Linked DNA regions of Homo sapiens: regions 1, 2, 4 and 5 are each linked to region 3. A link is a loop called in an ENCODE intact Hi-C map of the cell type or tissue named here. Cell type or tissue: mammary epithelial cell. All regions are shown on one strand. Region 1 overlaps FTO (FTO alpha-ketoglutarate dependent dioxygenase). Region 2 overlaps LOC105371269 (a long non-coding RNA gene). Region 3 overlaps FTO (FTO alpha-ketoglutarate dependent dioxygenase). Region 4 overlaps FTO (FTO alpha-ketoglutarate dependent dioxygenase). Region 5 has its middle 66 kb from the start of IRX6.

The links. Hi-C counts contacts between places; a loop is a spot of excess contacts. Peaks named below come from ENCODE experiments on the same cell type or tissue, not always from the same donor. Only the 100,000 strongest peaks of a DNase experiment are listed, where the experiment ranks them.
Region 1: a loop joins it to region 3, with 11 times the contacts of the local background. A loop is called at or near these places in 13 of 110 quality-filtered maps.
Region 2: a loop joins it to region 3, with 10 times the contacts of the local background. A loop is called at or near these places in 12 of 110 quality-filtered maps.
Region 4: it touches region 3 in a loop (6-fold over the local background); 24 of 110 quality-filtered maps call a loop at or near these places.
Region 5: a loop joins it to region 3, with 7 times the contacts of the local background. A loop is called at or near these places in 11 of 110 quality-filtered maps.

The regions. Positions count from the first base shown.
Region 1 is chr16:53,944,427-53,948,426 of GRCh38, forward strand. All of the region lies in intron 8 of FTO (FTO alpha-ketoglutarate dependent dioxygenase), which reads left to right. Among named protein-coding and RNA genes, the nearest start is that of FTO-IT1, 93 kb to the right of the region's middle. RefSeq lists an enhancer at 1,531-1,825. In mammary epithelial cell, a CTCF peak has its summit at 1,678 (motif pointing right); no DNase peak of the experiment used is centred here.
Region 2 is chr16:53,547,647-53,551,646 of GRCh38, forward strand. It overlaps LOC105371269 (a long non-coding RNA gene), which reads right to left. Exons shown (of 8, transcript XR_933588.4): 4 at 778-951; 5 at 620-676. Among named protein-coding and RNA genes, the nearest start is that of AKTIP, 46 kb to the left of the region's middle. In mammary epithelial cell, a CTCF peak has its summit at 2,481; a DNase peak (open chromatin) is centred at 2,485.
Region 3 is chr16:53,771,006-53,775,005 of GRCh38, forward strand. All of the region lies in intron 1 of FTO (FTO alpha-ketoglutarate dependent dioxygenase), which reads left to right. Among named protein-coding and RNA genes, the nearest start is that of FTO, 69 kb to the left of the region's middle. In mammary epithelial cell, a CTCF peak has its summit at 2,329 (motif pointing right); a DNase peak (open chromatin) is centred at 2,346; H3K27ac peaks cover 1,442 bases.
Region 4 is chr16:53,890,008-53,894,007 of GRCh38, forward strand. All of the region lies in intron 7 of FTO (FTO alpha-ketoglutarate dependent dioxygenase), which reads left to right. Among named protein-coding and RNA genes, the nearest start is that of FTO-IT1, 150 kb to the right of the region's middle. In mammary epithelial cell, a CTCF peak has its summit at 2,266 (motif pointing right); no DNase peak of the experiment used is centred here; H3K27ac peaks cover 548 bases.
Region 5 is chr16:55,256,303-55,260,302 of GRCh38, forward strand. No RefSeq gene overlaps it. Among named protein-coding and RNA genes, the nearest start is that of IRX6, 66 kb to the right of the region's middle. In mammary epithelial cell, a CTCF peak has its summit at 1,854 (motif pointing left); no DNase peak of the experiment used is centred here.

The sequences.
Region 1 (4,000 bases), 170 kb after region 3:
AGAAATAGGAGAGAAATTTATACGTGAGGATAGGTCATTGTATAAAAGTTGTGCTACCTTCTTTCCATTGTATAAAGTTTGTGGAGGAAAAATGGTTTTCTTTCAGAGTAAATTTAATTAATATGTTTGGGGGCATAGATTCTGAATCAGATTGCCTGGGTTTGAATCTTGGATCCACTTCTATAACTCCAGGCAAGTTACAATTGTGGATTGTAACTAGATGAGTTACTTAACCCCTCTGAGCCTCAATTTTCTCGTTTGTTATTTGCCTAGGGGATGATAATAATAGAACCCATTTCATAGGGTTGATTAAGTGATTAAATGTAAAACACCCAGAGCAAGTACCTGTAACGTATTAGGTGTTCAATAAAAATGACCTATCATGATCTTCAGATCAAAACAATAAAGCCAGGAATAAACCCAGCCACCCTTATCCAAATTGGCCTCTCCTTTGAGAGAATGCCTCATGAAGTAAATATCCTAGCCTCCTGGTAGGGGCCTGATATTGCAAAATTGGTGCAGGGAAGAACACTAGACAGAGTTGGTGCTCTGTGCTCAGCAGTGTCACACAGAATTGACAGGTGGAGGGCTGGACTCCAGTTTGAATCCCATCATTAGTGACTATAGGACTCTGGGCATGTCACAGACACTCTACGCCTTAGCAACTTTATGTAAGAAAGAAGCGACTTGATCTCGATCGCCCCAAAAGTGGGAGGCATCTTCCAGCTCTCACAAGGAGTGGCTCCATACGTGAGATCCCCGGGAGCAGGGAAAAGTGGATGTTACTCCTGATGGGTTTCACTCCTCTACTTCCACTTTCCCTGAAGTCTGCAATTGTACTAATTTTAACAACAATAGCAGCTGACATTTATTGAGAAGTCACTGTGTTCCAGACAGAGTTTTAAATGTTTTATATGATGAGAAAACCGAGGCACAGAGGTGCAGAGTAACTTGCCCAAGGCAACAGCTAGTAAGTAGTGAAGATGGAATTTAAGCCAAGACGGCCCAGGTTGGCCAAGAGCAATAACAAAGCTTTAGTTTTTAATCAACCACTGATACGATTCACTTAGTATTTTAGAGACCTTCTAGGATCCTTCTCAGTGTGGAGATAGGCAGGTATGTATCTTTACATATTTATTTCCTCTGGTACCTAACATGTTTTACACTTTTTAGTTGTGGGTGCATCTCTATAAGGAAATAGTATCCAGCTAATGCATTATCAATCTCCCTGCCATGGATCTTTTAAAGGAAAGTTATCACCTTTATATGCTCTGTCATTTCTTTTATATTGGTTACAGTCTTTTAGAAGGTGGGAGAGTAGGGGTGAAAATTAGAACACCAAAGTTTAGCCTCCAAGAATCTGTAAATCTCTGTAAATCCTCTAAGTCAAGTAATTTTGGGGCTGCGTTAGTCAAGGCTGATTTCAGTGGGTGCCCTTAAGGTGAAAGGGTAGCAATTTATCTACTCCATAATGGGTTAATCACCAGCTGTACAGTTTGTTTATATCTAGGAAACAATTTACCACACATGAAGAGTAGTAATTTTATTCTATCTCAGGGGTATCCCCAGTGTATTTTACAAATTTACTCTGTAATGTTATAGATAAAAGTTTAACTCTGGCTTTCAGTTGAGGAAGTCATGGTGGAGGAGGATGGGGGAAGGGGAAGGAACAGCTCTACTGGCCTGTAGGGGACACTGTTGCATCATTTATTAGAATTTTCCAGTCTATTGTCCCAGGACAAAAAAAACAAAACCAAACAAATCAGAAAACAAAAAAAAATAGTTGAATCACCTTGAAAATGCTTATTAGAATTATTTGAATCGTTCCAATGTGTTTAGAATGTTCAGGACTTCTCAGGTATTGGTCAGACTGTTCAGTATCCATGCGTGAAAGAAATAGGTTAGTGGTTCTTTCTGAGACAGGAGTGTTTGATGGGACTCTTCTGATTACCTTTCTCTCCATAGTCAACTTTGGATAGGGTGCTCAGGACGTTACTTTTTAGTTTAATAAACCTTTAGGTTTAGTTAACCATCTTCATTTTTTATTAAGATATGCTCATATTAAGTTGTTTTGCTTCCAGAATGTATGCTAAATAAATGTCCCAATCCTTGGAAGGGCGTTTTGGAAGTTCCTATTGTCTTCTTTTTATTCTTATATTTTTTTTCACTGAAAAAGTTGCTGTTTACTGAAAAAATGAAGTCATATCTACAAGGAAGGCTTATGTAGGGCCTGGTCTGAACTCCAGGAAGCATATGACCAGATGCTGTGCTACGGCTCTCTTTCCAGACTGTTGACAGCCATTGTATCTGTCCAGGTACCCCATGGCCTGGCCAGCAAAACCTCCACCCCTCTGCCCAGCTCTGGCCTCTTTCCTACCAGAATACGGGCCTGGGAGGCAACTGCAATGAACCCTCGGAAAGCATAGGTTTTGCTAAGGCAGCCTGCACAGTAATGATATTGTTAGCTTGCTTCATTTCCAGTTTCACCATCAATTACGCCATGTGTTTCATCCAGTTGGTGCTACCCTCCCAGTGTTAATTATAACCTACAAGACTGTTACAGTTAATTTTATGGCAAGCATATTGTCTCTTCAAGGCTCCAGAGCAGCTCATAAATTATCTTGAAGGTAAAATGTAACTTGGGGAACTAGTTATGAAAATTCCATCCATCTCGCTTAGGAGCTGCAGCTGCTACTGTCAGCTGCCTTGCTGCTGCACTGTGAAGGAATTATGGTGGGTCAAGTTTAAGAGGGTAGGCCCAGGCTGTCACTGAGGAGAAAGGCTGTCCTGGCCCTGTCAGACAAGTACCTTCTGCCAATCCCTGGTGGTTTCACTTTGCAGGCAGGAAGAGGCAGGCAGCGCAGGTGGATGGTCCCCAAGCTGTCTGTATTCATTACTTTACAGAAACTTGTTGTAGGTAGGCAGGTCCAGAGACCTTTCCTCTTCTCTGTTGTCATGATGTTAGGCATCATCTGCAAAGTGTGAGATAGATAACTCTATAACTAACTCTGGGCTTGGTTCAGGAGAGGAGGAGAATAAGGGGGCGGAAGCTATTAGTGGCAGCACTTCCCAGCCACCCCTTACTGGTCTCCTACTTGGTAATTTCTATCTTGCAAAAGCCCCTGGCTTGAACGAGCATTTTATTTGTGGTGGTGATTTTTCATATAATCTGATAAAGCGAGATTTCACTGTGGACGAATGTACTCGAAAATTGCCTACTAAATAAATTAACAGGTTATCTTATTGGGATAATAAACACACTCCTTTTCTATTTCCTCACACGAAGTCTAAGCTTTACATTTCAGCCCTCGGGGCTTTAGCATTATTATTTTTAATGACTGAACACAAGTCTTTCATTTAGCTTGTTTGTATAGTTACTGTAAATGATCTTTCTGCTGTTGGTACTTCATTTGAAATTCTGCATGTTATGCTAGCTTTAAAAGCTTTGAGGGGGCCTTGGAGAATTGGGAAGCTGTATTAAGCACAGCATCTTCTAGTGGCATTGGAAACGGGCTATGGCAGAAAAGTCAGAGAGGGTGTGTTAAGAAAGTACGCCTGCATGTATAAATCAAAGTCTGAGTTTGAGTGACGCGTACACAAACAGTGGTGGTTTCGGTGGCAGGTTGAGAACTCGCCATTGTAAAGTAAGAGAGCCATTCCCTTAGCTGGTGATTTCTCCTTGTGTGTTTCTGAGCACTTTTATTGCATTCACACATCTACTAGTTTTTGTACGAAGAGTGCCTCAGATCATTACACTGCGGCTGTATAAGAGACCTGGTTTGGAGGGATTTGAAGGACACATGGAATAGTGAATTCATGTCCAAAGAGGCACCGGGCTTTCTGAAGGAAGTATTCGTCTGAGCTTTTGATGATGGGGGCATGAGAGTTGGATATTTGTGAGTTTTCTAGTGAATGCTAGTGAACTCAGACCAGGGATTGCAGATTCAGATGTCTGTAGGCCATGGTAATCATGTATGTAGATAAAGCCAGAGAGGTGAGA
Region 2 (4,000 bases), 220 kb before region 3:
CATGACCTTGGGCAGCCCTTGTCTCTGCCTCAACTTCCAATAACGCTAGTTACATTAGGTGCTAACTTTATGGGATTCTCTGCCGACATTCTTCCTTTGTGTGTGACTGATGGGACATTGTCTACTAGGCACACAGTAAAATCAAAGCTTCTCTTTCCAAAATTAACCCAAAACTGACTTTTGCTGTGCAATCATACTCTTGTAAAATCTGCTTTTCATATCCCTTGAGTTGTTGCCACAACTCTATATAAACATATGGAAAATGTTTCAGTTCCAAAGAAAAAAGCTCAAGTCTTCCCTAAGTCAGTGTATTGAGTCCTTAGACCACATCTCACATCTGAGAGGGGCCAGGGTTTTTTCTAACACCCACTGGATGTAGTTACCACAGCTCTGTGACCTCAGAGGAACCCAGCTTCACCTTATAAGACATGGAGGAGAGGAAAGGGCAAAGTATCTGTGGGCACAAACTGTGGACAGAATGTGGGAACAGGAAAAATAAGCCAGGGGTGATATTAACCATGACAAGTGGTGAGGTTTGGGTGATGAAGATACATTAAAATAATCCTGTCTTTCTTAATCTCCTGAGCCCTTGGTAATGCTCTATTGACTAAATACTTACCAGGTTAAAAACATGTCTTGCTTCCTGCTTTCCTGGAGGCACTCCAGTCTAAATCATCTACAAGGTAAAGAATTTATCAAAAACCATTCTGATAACTTTGACTACCTCCAGCTGGGATGCCCTGCAAAGCTTCCCGAACACCAAGGATCACCACTTACCATCACACTCTTTCTGGAACTGTGAATGCTCTGGGCTCCTGAAGTTAGATTTTGGTTTCAGATGCGATGTTAAATTCTAGGAGGTTGACCCTGGATGGCAACTTGATATATGTCTCAGAGGCCTTGAAGGTACATGCCCTCTTTGATCCAGAAGTTCCAGAGCTAAGAGTGTATCTTAAGAAATGTCATCAGTACAAACCTTATCATTGTTAAAAGTCAGTAATCATGTGTGGCATAAGTAAATTATGGTATGCTCATATGAAAGAATACTCTGTAGCCATTCAAAATCATATAGAGGAATATGCAGTGACATGAAAGAAAGTTCCTCTCCTATGGGTTAATGAAAATTATAGTACCATGTAAAGTTAACAGTGGTCATCTTTGGTTGATAGGATTATAACTGAGATTTTTAAATTCCTTTTTGTCTTGTTTTCCAAATTTTCTGCACAAAGCAAATATTATTTATTTATTTTCAGCGACAGGGTCTTGCTCTGTTGCCCAGGCTGGAGTGCAGTGGTGTGATCATAGCTCACTACAATCTTGAACTCCTGGGCTCAAGCAATCCTTCCGCCTCAGCCTCCCAAATAGCTGGGACTACAGGCATGTGCCATCACACCCAGCTATTTAAAAATATTTTTTGGTAGAGACAGGGTCTTACTATGTTGCCTGGGCTGATCTCAAACTCCTGGGCTAAAGGGATCCTCCCACCCAAACCTCCCAAAGTGTTGGGATTACAGGCATGAGCCACTGCACCCAGGCTGTTGGTGCAGTGGTGTGATCTTGGCTCACTGCAGCCTCAACCTCCCAGGCTCAAGCGATCCGCCCACCTCAGCCTCCCAAGTAGTTGGGACTACAGGTGTGCGCCACCACACATGGCTAATTTTTGTATTTTTGTAGAGATGGGGCTCTCCCGATGTTGCCCAGGAAGGTCTTGAACTACTGGGTGCAAGCAATCTGCCCACCTCGATCCCCGAAAATGCTGGGATTACCGCACCTGACTTCAGCTGGTAACTTTTTAAGTAGGAAAAAACTAATTCCACTTCTGAGTAGGAAAAAAATAATAGAACAGGATAAAAATCTTACTGGCCTTTATGGGACTGACTTCCAGCTTCCACTTTGTCATGAAAAGATTCTATGTTCCTTGTGTTTCTAACTTGTCCCAAACACTATATTCACAGGTTGTCTCGGTTCTTCCTCTCTCACTATTCCTGTGGAAATGTTCCAGACATAAAGGACAAGTAGCAAAAATACCCTCTGATGAGTAAATAATAGGATGCATTCAGATCTGACTTAATTATTGCACTTAACACAGAGCCAGACACGCAGTAGGTGCTAATTAGCTGTTGAATGAATGAAAGAAAATGCAATCTTAGTATTTTAAGGGCTTTTATTTTTTCCATTGTTAAAATAGGGAAAATGTGTTAAAAAAAAAAAAGACATTTAACTCAATTCATAACAAACAGTGGTTTAAAATAGAAATTCCAAACCAATTTTGGCTAAAAGGATGCTAGTATATTCTGAACAGCTGCTGTTGTAGACACAGTCTGAAATAAATAACTTCCAGTGTGGTTCCAAGTCTGTGTTGAATAAACAGCACAGATACAGGAACGAGCTTTATTAGCGTTAATTGCAATGAGTCTGCGCAGCTCAAAGGCCGGATTCTTGCTCACGGCGAAATCTAGCAGTGATGATCCTTCCTCCGGCTGTAGATGGAGCCATAACATTACTAAATACGATCCCAGCACGTGCGTTGGGGGTTTTGTGCTGTAAAAGCCAGATGTTTGGAACTTTTCTGGCTTTAGTTTCTGAGTGTGAACAACCAGAAAACTCAGACCTCTATTTTCTCTGACGCTGACTGGGCTTGGAGAAGCCAAGAGACTCGCTGGGGTGGCTTCAGCTTTCATTCTCCCAGCAATTATCACCTCCTCTCACCTTCTTCTCTGACAATTTCTCTGCTTGAGGGCATCCCGGGGCTGTCAGTCCTGCCTCAGCTGGTGACTTTGTTTAGAAAAATCAGACCTGAATCCAACTTTTCCTCCCATTCTCTTGCCTTCTTTTCACAAAAGCCACTCACAAGCAAGGCGCCTGGGGCTCTCCAGACTTCCTGGGCCAGAGAAGTTCAGGATGGGTTTTCACACCCACAAACGGGGGCCTCTGCGAGCTGGGCGGGCGCAAACTCCACTGTCTCCCCACATCTGTTCTTTCTCCCCCTTCCTGCTCCATCTCTCCTCTTTCTGCACCACCCCAACCTCCCTCACTTCTTTCTTCCCCGTCTCCTCCCTCTTCTCTTCCCCCCTCCTCCACACACACAGCCCTGTAGCCAGAGTCTTGAGACAAAGGCCGTTTCTACATGTGTCTCTGCATGACTCCCCACTGGCCTGCGGCATCTCATCGTGTCACTCCTTCCTCCAAAATATTCCACAGCTTCCTCCCTGCCCTCATTCTGGGGAAGTCCAACCTCCTTGGTTGAGGTTCTAGGGTATAGATCTCCCTTCTGCCTTCCCCAATCCCAGGCTGGGGAGATGAGGCCGACCCAAGCTACCCTGATGCTTCATGCCTCGGGTCCCATTCCTCCTCCACCAGCTGAGATTTTACTCATCTCCCGAGGCCAGGTTACATGCCCCTGCCTCCTTCAAGCAGCCCTCTTTGCTTGCCTCCGGTGGGAATTTCTTTCTCTCTCCTATGGAAGGACTTTGTGATGGCACTTGATGGCATTCTAGATTCGCCTTGGATTCTGATTACTTGGGTGCACATCTGGGTGATGAAATGACGATTTGAAGGTTTCCCCATATGTCCTTCTGCACTGCAGTCTTTCCCGTTCACTCAGCGCATTCTTGCGAGGCTCACTGTTACAAGAGAAGGGAGCAAGGAATTTATACCATGGACAAAGTCTTCTCTTCCCTGGCCTTGGAGCTGCCAAAGTGACTCCATATAGCTTTAGGTGACTGTGTGCCTTGAAAGAGGATGTCGGGCCTGGTGCAGTGGCTCACGCCTATAATTCCAGCACTTTGGGAGGCCGAGGCAGGCAGATCGCTTGAGGTCAGGAGTTCAAGACCAGCCTGGCCAACATGGTGAAACCCTGTCTCTACTAAAAATACAAAAATTAACTGGGCATGGTGCCGTACACCTGTAATCCCAGTTACTGGGGAGGCTGAGACTGGAGAATTGCTTGAACCCGGGAGGCAGAGGTTGTAGTGAGCTGAGATCACACCAGTGCGCTCTA
Region 3 (4,000 bases):
TTTGTTAATTACAAAAGCAAACTATCCAGGATGGCTCTAAAGGGACTTCGCTATAGGTTGGGGCTATGATAGAGACTTTCGCGAAAGGGATTGGCAATTAAGAAATATAGCAACTGCTTCTGATGATTAAACATTTCAAGCAACTCTGAAGGTAGAATGTGGGGAATCTCCAGAGAAGGAAGGAAATAGAGAGGGAACTAATATTTATAGTTACTCCTATAGTCATCTCCATCTCAGTACAGGACATCTTCATCCTTCCAGTTGTTCAGACCAAAAACCCTGGAAACATCCTTGACTTCGTCTTTCCCATTCCACATTTCACCCATCAGCAAATTCTGTTGCATCTGTCTTCAGAATATATTCAGAATCCAACCACTTCTTACAACGTCTCCTTCTGCCATCCTTCTCCAAGCCACTAGCATCACTCTCCTGGATCATCGCAATTTCTTCCTATCTAGTCTCCTTGCTTCTTTCCTTGCCTTTCCCTACATAGCAATCAAAGTTTAGTCTTCAAAACACAACAAAACAAATCTCTTTTCTGTTCAAACTCTTTTATGTTTCCTCAAAATGTTATACGTAGAGTTACCATATAACCCGGCAATTCCACTCCTAGTTACCCAAGAGAAATGACAATGTATGTCCACACAAAACCTGTACATGAATGTTCACAGCAGCGTTATTCATGATAGCCAAAAGTGGAAAAAACCCAAACGCCCATCAATGATGAATGTACAATTAAAATGTGGCATAACCATACAATGGAATATTATTTGTCAATAAAAAGAATGAAGTACTGGTACCATGCTATAAAATGGTTGAACTTTGAAACCATATGCTCCGTAAAAGAAGCCAGTGACAAAAGGCCACATATTACATGATTCCATGTACAGAATAGACAAATCCATAGAGACTGGAAATAGATTAGTGATTGCCAGGAGCTGGGGAGAGAGGAATGGGGAGTGACTGCTAATGGATGCAGGGTTTCTTTTTCTTTTGTGGTAGTGAAAATGTTCTGAAATTAAGTAGTGGTGACGATTGCATAACTCTATGAATATACTTTCTGGCTTGTATACTTTTTTGAAGGGGAAAATTGTGTGGTATGTTAACGATATCTCAATAAAGCTGCTATTACAACAAAAACAACTTCTTTGGCTTTCTTTCTGATCTTTTTCCCTGAATCGTTTCTGACCTCTTCCCCTACTCTTCTTCTCTTTCTTTTTAACCCACTCAGACTGGCCCCTATTTTGTTCCTCTAACAGGGCAAGTGCTTCCTGCCATGGGCCTTTGTATTTTCTCTTCTCTCTTTTTGTAGAACTTTCTTCCCCCAGGTATCTGCGTGGCTGGTTCACTTGCTTCCTTTAGCTCTCTATTTAAACATCCTATTCTCAGGAGACTTTCTCTGATTACCCGAAAATAGTACTCCCTACTTCATGGCCTGCTGGCGTTCTCTGTTTCTTTCATCCTGTTTTATTTTTCTCTGTATCATCAACATGTGATACACTGTTTTCTTGTTTGTTTTTTATCTGTCTTCCAACATTAAAATGTAAACTCCATGAGGCAGTAACTAGGCTTTGTTTGTGACTGTATCTGCAGTAATACATACCACACCTCTTTTCACTAGACCATTAGCTTGAGGAAGACATGGATTTCCTTGGCACTGGTGTTGAATTGGGACTAACTGTATTTGCAGGAGGAATATTCAGTGTGTCTATTAGATGCTACATTAGAAATCATCAGCTTGGAAGCAGTCTCCATGGGAAAAGTAATTTTGATTCAAAGGGTAGAATGGAACTACTCAGGTTACATGGTCTTTTATTGTCATATAAATCTTTGTACAGAGTTCCTACTTTTTAAACCATTAGCATTATGCTAATATACAAAGTTTGCTACTTTTCATATTTGTCTTACAGATTCAAAGCCTTTAGTTCTTTTCAGTCTTAATTTACCACCTGTCTGCTCTCTCCTTTTCTCCCTTGGAATGTTCTTAAGATTTAATTTTGAAGGAACTTTCTGTCAGATGATTATTGGTAAAGTAAAATGTATTTCTGGGAAGCAGCTGATTACTTGGGCCTTTGATTTATTTATTTATTTTTTTTTTTGAGGAGTTCATATTGCGATATACCTATTTGGTGGTTATTTAGAAAGGCCAAGGTAGGGAGAAAAAGGAAAGAATAAAATATATGTATGCTTTAAAAAAAAGCAAGCATTTAGTTTGGGGAGCCCTCCAAATGTGATTTCTTCTACTCCTGTTTTCCTGCTTCCAAGCATAGGTGGAAGATATTGTCAGTTTCTCTGAACTCCTAAGTTGAAATGTGCAAGTCACTAGGTGGCACTGAAGTATCATTCTCCACACAGCCACGCCATAGAACACTTTTGTTATCTTGCTCCAGCTGACTGGATTTCTAGGTGTCAGGGAAATTGTTTTATTGGTACAGGGCATAGTGTAATATATTCCTCTCCACCCTAGGCAGCTACTTAACGCCCTGAAACATGCACCTCTTGTGGTCATGGCCTGTTAACTATGCTTATTTGGTGTAATAATTAGCAGAATTTCTCACTAACAGGGGTACTTACCAACACCTCACATCTTCACTGTGTTTTTGTACGTGATGGATTGTACATTCTGTGGAGAAAGTTGGGAAGGTCAAAGCTTAACCTCTGCCTAACAGGACTAGTTTTCGCACATTTGTTCAGAATAGGTTTATATTAACTGGCTTTTGAGCTTCTTCAGACCAGAATTGTGTGTAACGTAAACATATTTGAGCTTTTATGTAAGGACCTAGTGAAGGTTTGTAAACACAACACTGTTAATTTTCCAACTCATAGAATGACAGAAAAATAAATGAATAGCTGCTGGAATAATTGGACGACACTTGTTACTCAGAACTGTGAGTGTTGGAAGCGTGTCATAGGAACAGTGGGCCTGCCACAAGCACCACATTTTAGGTTAAAATCGGAGAAGAAAATTACACATGGAATTTTAATTTTTTCCATGGTCGTAAGTTCGGCCCCATTTAATTCTTTGTGGTTTTTACAAGCCCTCTTAGGCTCCTAATATTTCTATAGCAACAATTTCAACGTTTATTTTAGAATGTGGTCAGAATTAACCGACAGAAGACCAAACAGGATAAAATAGGTTTAAAGCAGGAAATACTTTAGCTGGACCACTAACTTACCCTCTATGACCTTAGGCAAACTGTTTGCCGTCTCTGTGCTTTGATTCTCTCATTTCTTAAAATGGAGATTATAATACGCACCCTTGTGTGTCTCCTCCACCAGGTAAAAGTGAAACAATAACTTCTCAATATACCTTTGCTTATATTCAAAGCTCCAGGTAAATATAAGATGTTGCTATAATTACCTAAGAAAGCTAGGAAGATTTTTCTTTGTTGATTCCAAGGTGAGTTGTAGAAATTCCAGAAGATGGATTAATGTAGTCTGAGGGCTCAGACTTCTGCATCTGTGTAGATAGTACCTATTTTCATATACTGTGGCCTGGCTCTGTTTCTGGCCTGGCTCTGTTTCCAAGGTTTAAGTTCCATTCTTTTAACTGTGTATCAACTATTTTCACTTGGTTGTTCTACTTTTACTTAAACCCTTTATATATGTCTGGATTTAGTTGTAGGAAACAGAAACTATGTGAGATAGGGAAATAGGTTGATATAAAGTCATCAGGAGGACCAGAGAAATGGGCTGAAGGTGGAGCCTCCAGAGATGGGCTTCTGAAACAATATTACAGATTGGCTTGCCAGGGTAGCCGCTCATCTGTCACACTCGGGAAGGGCTAAGAATCAGGAGTCATTCCTAGAACTGTTGATTTGTAAGAACACACAACCATAGTTGTAGTTGGGATCAGGAAGGTACCACCATTACAACTGGCATTTGAGAACTACAAAGTGAATGGCCAGATTCTGGAATGTTATTGCCTCATGACTATGTTGCCTGCAGAAAAAGTTGAAACAGCAAGGTGATGGCCTCCATTTTATTTTTGACTTCTGAT
Region 4 (4,000 bases), 120 kb after region 3:
AGGTCACCCAGCTAATAGGTGAGGGAGCTGGAATCTGAACTCTAGAAGGCTGCCTCTGGGGTCCTTGCCCTTCACCACCTCACTGTTCTGCCTTCAAACAATTGGATTTGGAATGTAGTAGAAAAGTGGTAAAAGCCTGCAAACTCTGGAGATAGTACCTCTGCACAGAATTTGAAATGTACTGGAAACAATGAACTAATCTGCAAAAATGGATAGCTATTGCTAATCCCTATTTTATTTTTTTAAAGCCATTTTATTGGGGTATGATTGCCCTACAAAAAGCTGTACGTATTTAATGTGTACAACCTGAGTTTAGAGATACATGTACCTTCATGAAACCATCACAGCAGTCTATGCCATAAACCTATCCATCACCTCCAAAAGTTTTCTTCTGTCTTATTTATTATAATTATTATTATTGTGATAAGAACACTTAACATAGGATCTACCCTAATTCCTACTTTATAATAATGAAAATGTCAAGTCACAACTTTGAAGGCCCCAGTTTAAAAGTCTGGATCAGAATCCAAAAGTCCTTGCTTTCCAGACATCTCAAATCTTTAAATCATACCTTTTCATGGATATACGTCTGGGGAAGGAATGTTATAATCCTTTTAATGTATTAATAGTATCACAAAAATTGATTTCTCCAAAGACCTGAATCGATGCAAAACTGAGCATTGTGAAACTGAATTGGAGTTAATGAAAAGTCTGTGCCTAAATCTCCTTAGTCAGTTCTGTTCCTAAACTAAGCCTGTTATGAGTACTCTCCATTTTTATGGGCTGCTTATATAAAGGCAGCTTCAATTTCAGGGCAACATTTTTTCCCCCTACTGTGTAATTCTGATTTTGTCCATTTACATATGAGTTAGAACCTCTTAACTTGATGAACCTTGGCTCTAAGACATCAGCTTGACTTTGAAGTTGTAATTTGACAACTCTGTGAATTAGAGTTGAAGAGCAAATAAGAAAGGAGCTCTTATTGATTTTTTTTTTTTTTTGAGACGGAGTCTTGCTCTGTTGCCCAGGCTGGAGTGCGATGGCGCGATCTCAGCTCACTGCAACCTCCGCCTCCCGAGTTCAAGTGATTCTCCTGCCTCAGCCTCCCTAGTAGCTGGGATAACAGGGGCCCGCCACCATGCCTGGCTAATTTTGGTATTTTTTAGTAGAGATGGGGTTTCACCATGTTGGCCAGGCTGGTCTCCAACTCCTGACCTCAGGTGATCCACCTGCCTCAGCCTCCCAGAGTGTTGGGATTACAGGCGTGAACCACCATGCCTAGCCCTTGATTTTGTTTTTTAAAAACCAAATTAAAAAAAAATTGTTTTTGTTCAAGAGCTTTTTTTTTTTTATTTTTTTTAAGTAAAATCTGGCCCAGCATGGTGGCTAATGCCTGTCTTCTCAGCACTTTGGGAAGCCAAGTTGGGAGGATTGCTTGATCCCAGGAGTTTGAGACTAGCCTGGGCAACATAGTGAGACTTTGTCTCTACTAAATTAAAAAAAATTATCCATGTGTGGTGGTGCATGTCTATGGTCTGAGCTACTTGGGAAGCTGAGGTGGGAGGATCATTGGAGCCCAGGAGTTCAAGGCTACAGTGAGCTGTGATCGCGTTACTGCACTCTAGCCTGGGTGACAGAGTGAGACCTTGTCTCACGTACACACACACAAATAAAAAATAAAATATTTGGTATTGTGAGCTTACAAGTGATATTCATTATGAATTCATTTAAGGAATTTAGTTATATCTATGTAAATTTGTGTATAAATAATTTGAAGGTGGTGGCACATGCGTTAAGAGGAAATATCTGTTATTTGTTTTGTCGCTCTTGTATAAAAAATACTAAAAGGAAAAGCAATTCTGCGAACTCTCTGGTGCTGGTTTCCCAGAAGTTGGCGTGTCATTTCTAAGTGTTCTGAGGGAGATCAGTGGCCTCAGTGTCTCTCCTCAGCGTGTCTTGGGATGATCTTTATCAGCAGAGTGAAGATTTAGGTCCAGATAAAAGGGATGTTTCTTCCAAATTAAATGTAAGCATTGCTTCAAGCCTTTTACAGTGACTTTTTACAAATTCATAGTGATTTCTTTTTTCTATTGGACAAGACAGAACAGAATAATTGTTGGATGAATCTACGGTTCTGTGGTTCTGTTCGTTTAGTACCATCTGGTATTTGTATACTCGGGTGGAATTGGCAGTGGCTGGTTAGATTTCTACTTGGTACCAGCCCACCTCATATTTTCTCAGTTGCAAGCAGTAGGGGGCAATGTTGAGCTACCAGATTGAGGCCCCAAGATGTTAGCCTTTCAGGAAAACGCATACAAAAATACCATTAACTGTCAAGAATTATCCCTGTTGCTTCAAGTTAGCTGTAATCTCCAAGATTCCATAGCACAGGATATCAGTTGTGGGTTAACAAATTCAACAGCAATTTAACATAAAAAGTACAGTGTTTGGTGCACATTTGGATTCTATAGCATTAGACTAATCCAAATGGAATTTCTGAGTGTCCTCACTTTGCTTCCAGGGACTATCTTACTCAAAATTATTATCATTTTAGACAAATGATTCTTTTTTATCTTTATACTTTTTTTTGAATTGTAAAATCGTGCGTGTTGTGGAAGGATTTCTTTAAATCAATGCATTTTGTCTGTTCTGCAAAATAACATCGATCTCTTTTGCTGAGAAAATAAAAAACCTCAGGGAATATGTGCATTACTTTTCCCCTTTTGCTTATGAGTAAAGCAACCTTTATCGGCCCTCGTACCAGGGAAGAGACTTGCGCTGTGATTTCTGTCTTTGTGCTCTTTTTTCACTTTGTGGCTGCAAGGTGTAGTCTCAGGAAGGATATAGAAGAATGGAAAATGAGCTTTGAAATCGCTTTTCTTCCATTAATGGTAATTGCTTCACATGTCATAACCAGTCACATATTTCAAAAAGTTTAGTCAGCTGTCTCTAAAACTCCCCCATCCTCCACTTCCCATTTCCTGTCCCAGAAAACACCATTTTTATCACACTGTTTATTCTTGCCATTTTTTCTCCCAGCGGATAGTTTTACTCCATCCATGCTCTTGTGATGTAAATGTTAAACCTTATATTTGAATGACATTCTGATAAAATATCACATTTTCCCTGAATATTACCTCATGAATTTATGAGCCATTAAGCCCAAAGCAACATAACCCTTTCTTATAACCCAGGAATTTAGTCTGGCCTTTCCCCTCCTCTTTGCTCCCTATTGAGGATGGCATTATAACACTATAATACTATTCAAATATTTGTTTTTTATTTTAATTTTTTTAAAACCCGATGCACTTCCTACCCCCACCGCCCCTGCCATCCAAGATGATTGTATTATGAGAAGACTCTTCAGGATAAGAGAGAGTTACCATTTGAAAGAAACTGTACAGCTGCTTTGCTTTCTGGGTAAAGAGAAATATGAAAAGCTGAAGTCTCCTGTGAGGTGGGCAAGTCTTGCTGTAGCCAGAGATTCAATGGATAGGCCATTTGTCTCTCAGGGTCTGGTATCGCTCTTTGCAAAACTGACATTTATTTTACCTATAAAAATGTTTTAACACTATCAAATTCACAATGATACAGAAAAGAATGCTAGGTGCGAAATCCTCTAAATTGATGACATTTATTCATTTCCTATTGACCTTAAAAAAAAAAAAGGTCAATTTGGTATAATCCAGTGGAAATATTCGACAATCGTTTCCAGAGTAAACATTTTCGAAAGTAGTGATGATTTCGATACTGGAGAGAAATTCTTCTTGCTGTTTTCCTTGGTTTTTTCTTTTAGAATAAAAAGTAGATCCTGATGGTTTTGAATGTTTTGAATTGCGTTTCCTGTTCTGACAATTCCTTGTGCTGTTATAGCAATGCATTTATATGGCAGTTGGCCTTAATAACCTTTATTGACTTTAGTGGGTAGGAGCCAAGACTGGATTATTTTAATGTATCCGTTTGGAAACAGTGTAAAACACAACATATAATTATGTTAGGT
Region 5 (4,000 bases), 1.5 Mb after region 3:
TCCCCCTCATCCTCCCTACAGGCTTGAGAAATTTCTCACTGGGCTCCTTAAGTGTCTCCTGGGCAGACAGAGGTGGGGGCGGGGAGAACGCACCCCAGTTGGGGCACTTCGAAATATCAGTTTCACAGCAAAAAGGCAGCCCTTTAACATTTAACTGAGACTGATTGTACGCTGGAAAATAGTGTATTTATCAACTGCATCTGTCTTTGCCGCTGCTTTCTCCTTCCAAAAAGATAAATTACTGCAGCAGATAAGGATCCAGCTTTCAGGGCGATCAAATGAACGCCAGGAGTCCTCAAGATAGGAACGGTTTATGAAACCCGGCTCCTGCCCACTTGAGTGAGCCAACTAAGAGGGTGCCAAGAATGTAATGGCCACATGGGTTATTGGCCTTTCCTCCCTGCCGTGGTACATTACACGGGGGTAAGAGAATTTGCTTTTAAAGTATCTTTTGCAGTCTCTTCTAATAAATCACTGAGCAATCCCTGGTGCTTGTTGTGGTCGGTGGTGGTGATCCATGGTGAAACGACAGGCGGGTTTCAGGGCCGGATTTTCCACCAGTGCAGCCTGCGCGTGGTAGGTGAGTGGCAAATGCAGCAAAACAAGATGGTGGCCTCCAAGCAATGAGAGATCGAGAGACACTGCCGCATGCAAGTATCGGGATCTCCTTGACCTTGGCTGGGACTTCACGGGAGGTTTCCGGAGCAGCCCCATGGACTCCCCAGCTTATGATTTAGAACCAGTTGAGCATTTCAGTTAGCAAATTGTATTTAATGCTGTGTAACCTCAGGGCTCTTAATGTAAGATTTGTAGATGCAGAATTCAGAGCTTTAAGAAAGCTTGCCCAACCTCTGGGAAACCAAGAGGGATTTTCAGTCTCTGTAGAGTATTACCTGCCTGTGCATAGGGAAGATGCATAGGAAATGTCTTAAGGGTTCAAGTGTCTATTGTGTCCCTTAGGCGGCTCTACCTTAGTTAAGTGCTAGCTCTTGTCAGTCACGATTGTGTGATATTTGTCGTAAATGTTCTTTATTATTATTATTATTGCTGTTATTATTATTTAGGTCATTTAATTACTCTTAATCTGACCTTGTCTCCCTGTGTAAATATCCCCCTTCTTCCTTGCCATGTGTCTCTGTGCAGATTTGTAGGCAGTTATCAAATCAATCCCTTCTCCGCACCCCACCCCATGCCAATCACCACCTAACCAAACTACATACATATATATTTAGCTCTTTTAATCTTTTTTCTCATAAGGTTCTAATTTTACATTTTCTGGGGTATTTTAGATTTGGCAGAATGGCCTTCGTCTGTGAAGAGTAGAACTTAATTATCAAAAGCTGAGCCGGAGTGAGCTATCCATCACTGGGTGACATATCCTTGCCTGTGTTCATTTGAAAAACATTTTTTTTGTAGCTCTTGGAAGAAGAAAAAAAACAAAGCTGCCAGAAGGAAAAAAGAAAAAAAGGAAGGAAAAGAGAAAAAAGGAAGAAAAAGAAAAAGAAGAAAAAACTTCATTCTGACATTCATCATCCCGCAACACAACCACATAACATATCAAAATATCACAACGTGAGGTATCAAGTGTTGAGAAGGCTCATTTGATTTCTCTCTTGCTTTTCTTTTCTTTTTCTTCTCTTTTTTATTTTGTTGAAAACTGAATCTAGCATGTGAAAGTTAGTCCTGTAAAATGCCTCCTACAGTAAACATCATCTTTTTGACAAGGTTTGCATTATAATTAAGGCCTGTCTGAGTAGCTACGCAACTGCGTGTTGCACTGTTTTCTTTAAGAGACGGGGTTTTTTAACAGCCAGATAAATGCTCAGCGTGGCCCAGCCCAGTGGGACAGCGACACCCTGTGGCCGTGTCTGCTCATGGACCCAGGGTGGGGCCACACAAGGCTTGGCTGGAGGAAGGCCTGTTCAGAAGGGTTCCCAGGGTGAATTCTGGTATTATATTGCCATGTGAATGCTGACAAGATTCGCCAAGAGGGGGCCAGTTTTGAGGCAGAGGAGCCTGTCCTGTGTGATTTAAATGAGATACAGAAGACAAAAGTACCTGGCAGAGGGCCCCACCACAGCAGGCTCTTACCCTGTGCCATACCCCAAATTGCCAGATGCAGAATGAGAGGCCAACTCTTTTCTGACAGGTCCGATTCAATGACACACTAACTCCAAAAGGCTGCCCCTGGAATCTTACCAGAAAGCAACCCTAAACCCCATGTCAGGAACTTCTATCAGCGATCAACAAGACTGGTGACAAATCCACTCAGTCATCCAGAGGCTTCCAAAAGCCTTTGAATAATGAATTCAAATATTTCATCCTTGAGAGGAACGATGGTTTTTGTCAGTTGATTTGTATTCCAGCCATTTATTTAAATAACCAACCGATAAAATACACGTTTTCATAGTAAATAAAATCTGCAGATCCTCACCCCATAATTGGTTAGTCCATCAGCACTTTTATCCATTATATATGGACTTAAATGCAACAAGATGAGGTGGCGTGCTCCCTCCTCTGCAGGAGGACGGCAAATGTTTACAACGGTGGTTGCAGTTTCAGCTAATATTTTCCGGAAACATATATTTGTCATCTCTCTTCTCTAAGTTATTCCAGGTTTCTTCAAAACACATGAATTGAGATCGCTTTGTCCAAATTTATTTATTTTTTCTCTTTTAGTTTGTTGTACTTACCGGGCATAACCAAAAAAGACATTCCCTCTGGCATGCCAAGGCCTGGCGGGTCCTCAACGGCCAATGGCTATTTCCACTCTTTGTTGATTGAGTCCTGGCGCCGTACCCTGAATGCCAGATGCAGAATGAGAGGTCAACTCTTCTCTGGTGGGTTCAAGTCAATGACAAACTAACTCCAAAAGACTGCCCTGGAGTTAACAAACACTCAGAGAAAATACGCAATGAAAATCATCAATTTACCAGGTGGAAAAACAGCCGCCTCCAGAGGCTAAGCCAGGCCAAGCCAGACCAGGATTACTTCCTATGTCTACCCTGTTGAGTGCCTTTATTTATTTATTTATTTATTTATTTTATTTTATTTTATTTTTTTTTTGAGACAAATTCTCACTCTGTCACCCAGGCTGGAATGCAGTGGCACAGTCTTGGCTCACCACAACCTCCGCCTCCCAGGTTCAAGCGATTCTCATGCCTCAGCCTCCCAAGTAGCTGGAACTACAGGCATAAGCCACCACACCCGACTAATCTTTGTATTTTTTAGTAGAGACAAGGTTTTGCCATGTTGGCCAGGCTGATCTCGAACTCCTGGTCTCAAGTGATCTGCCTGCCTCGGCCTCTCAAAGCGCTGGGATTACAGGCGTGAGCCACTGCACCCGGCCTGTTGAGTGTCTTTTACACAGAACACACCAGTTGGTGTTTAAGGGACATCTCTCAAATCCTAAGGCATAAGAAGAGAAAAAAGAGGCCAATGAGAAAAAAATGACGATTATGGTCAAAATACCTAACATTTATTGAGCATTTACTTTCTGCCAGCTACTGTTTAGGCACTTTAAGTTCATTAACTCATTTAATTTTCACAAGAACTCTACAAGGTGGCACTGCTATCATCACTGATGTAAAGATCAGAAAACTGAGACACGAAAGGATTAATTTTTTAGCTGCAGGTCACCGGCTTACTCGGGAGCAGTGGTGGGTTCCTATTCTGAGAGGACTCCAGTGACTAACTGCAAGGTGGCGATGCTGCAGATAATCAACACATGAAATAAACATTTTAGTAGTAAATAAAGCCTGCAGATCCTCATCCCGTAATTTGTTAGTCCATCACCACTTTTGTCCATTACATATGGACACAAACGTAGCAATCTGGAGATCAAATCCATTTTAAAGGTGGGGAGACTGGGAGCCAGGGTGTGGATGTTGGGTGTCCACCGTCACACCAGGTAGCAATGAAGTACCAGGGCCCAGCTTGGCTAATTTTCATGATACTGCACTTGATGTTGCGTGTCAGCCACCCAGGTGCCTGCCAGATG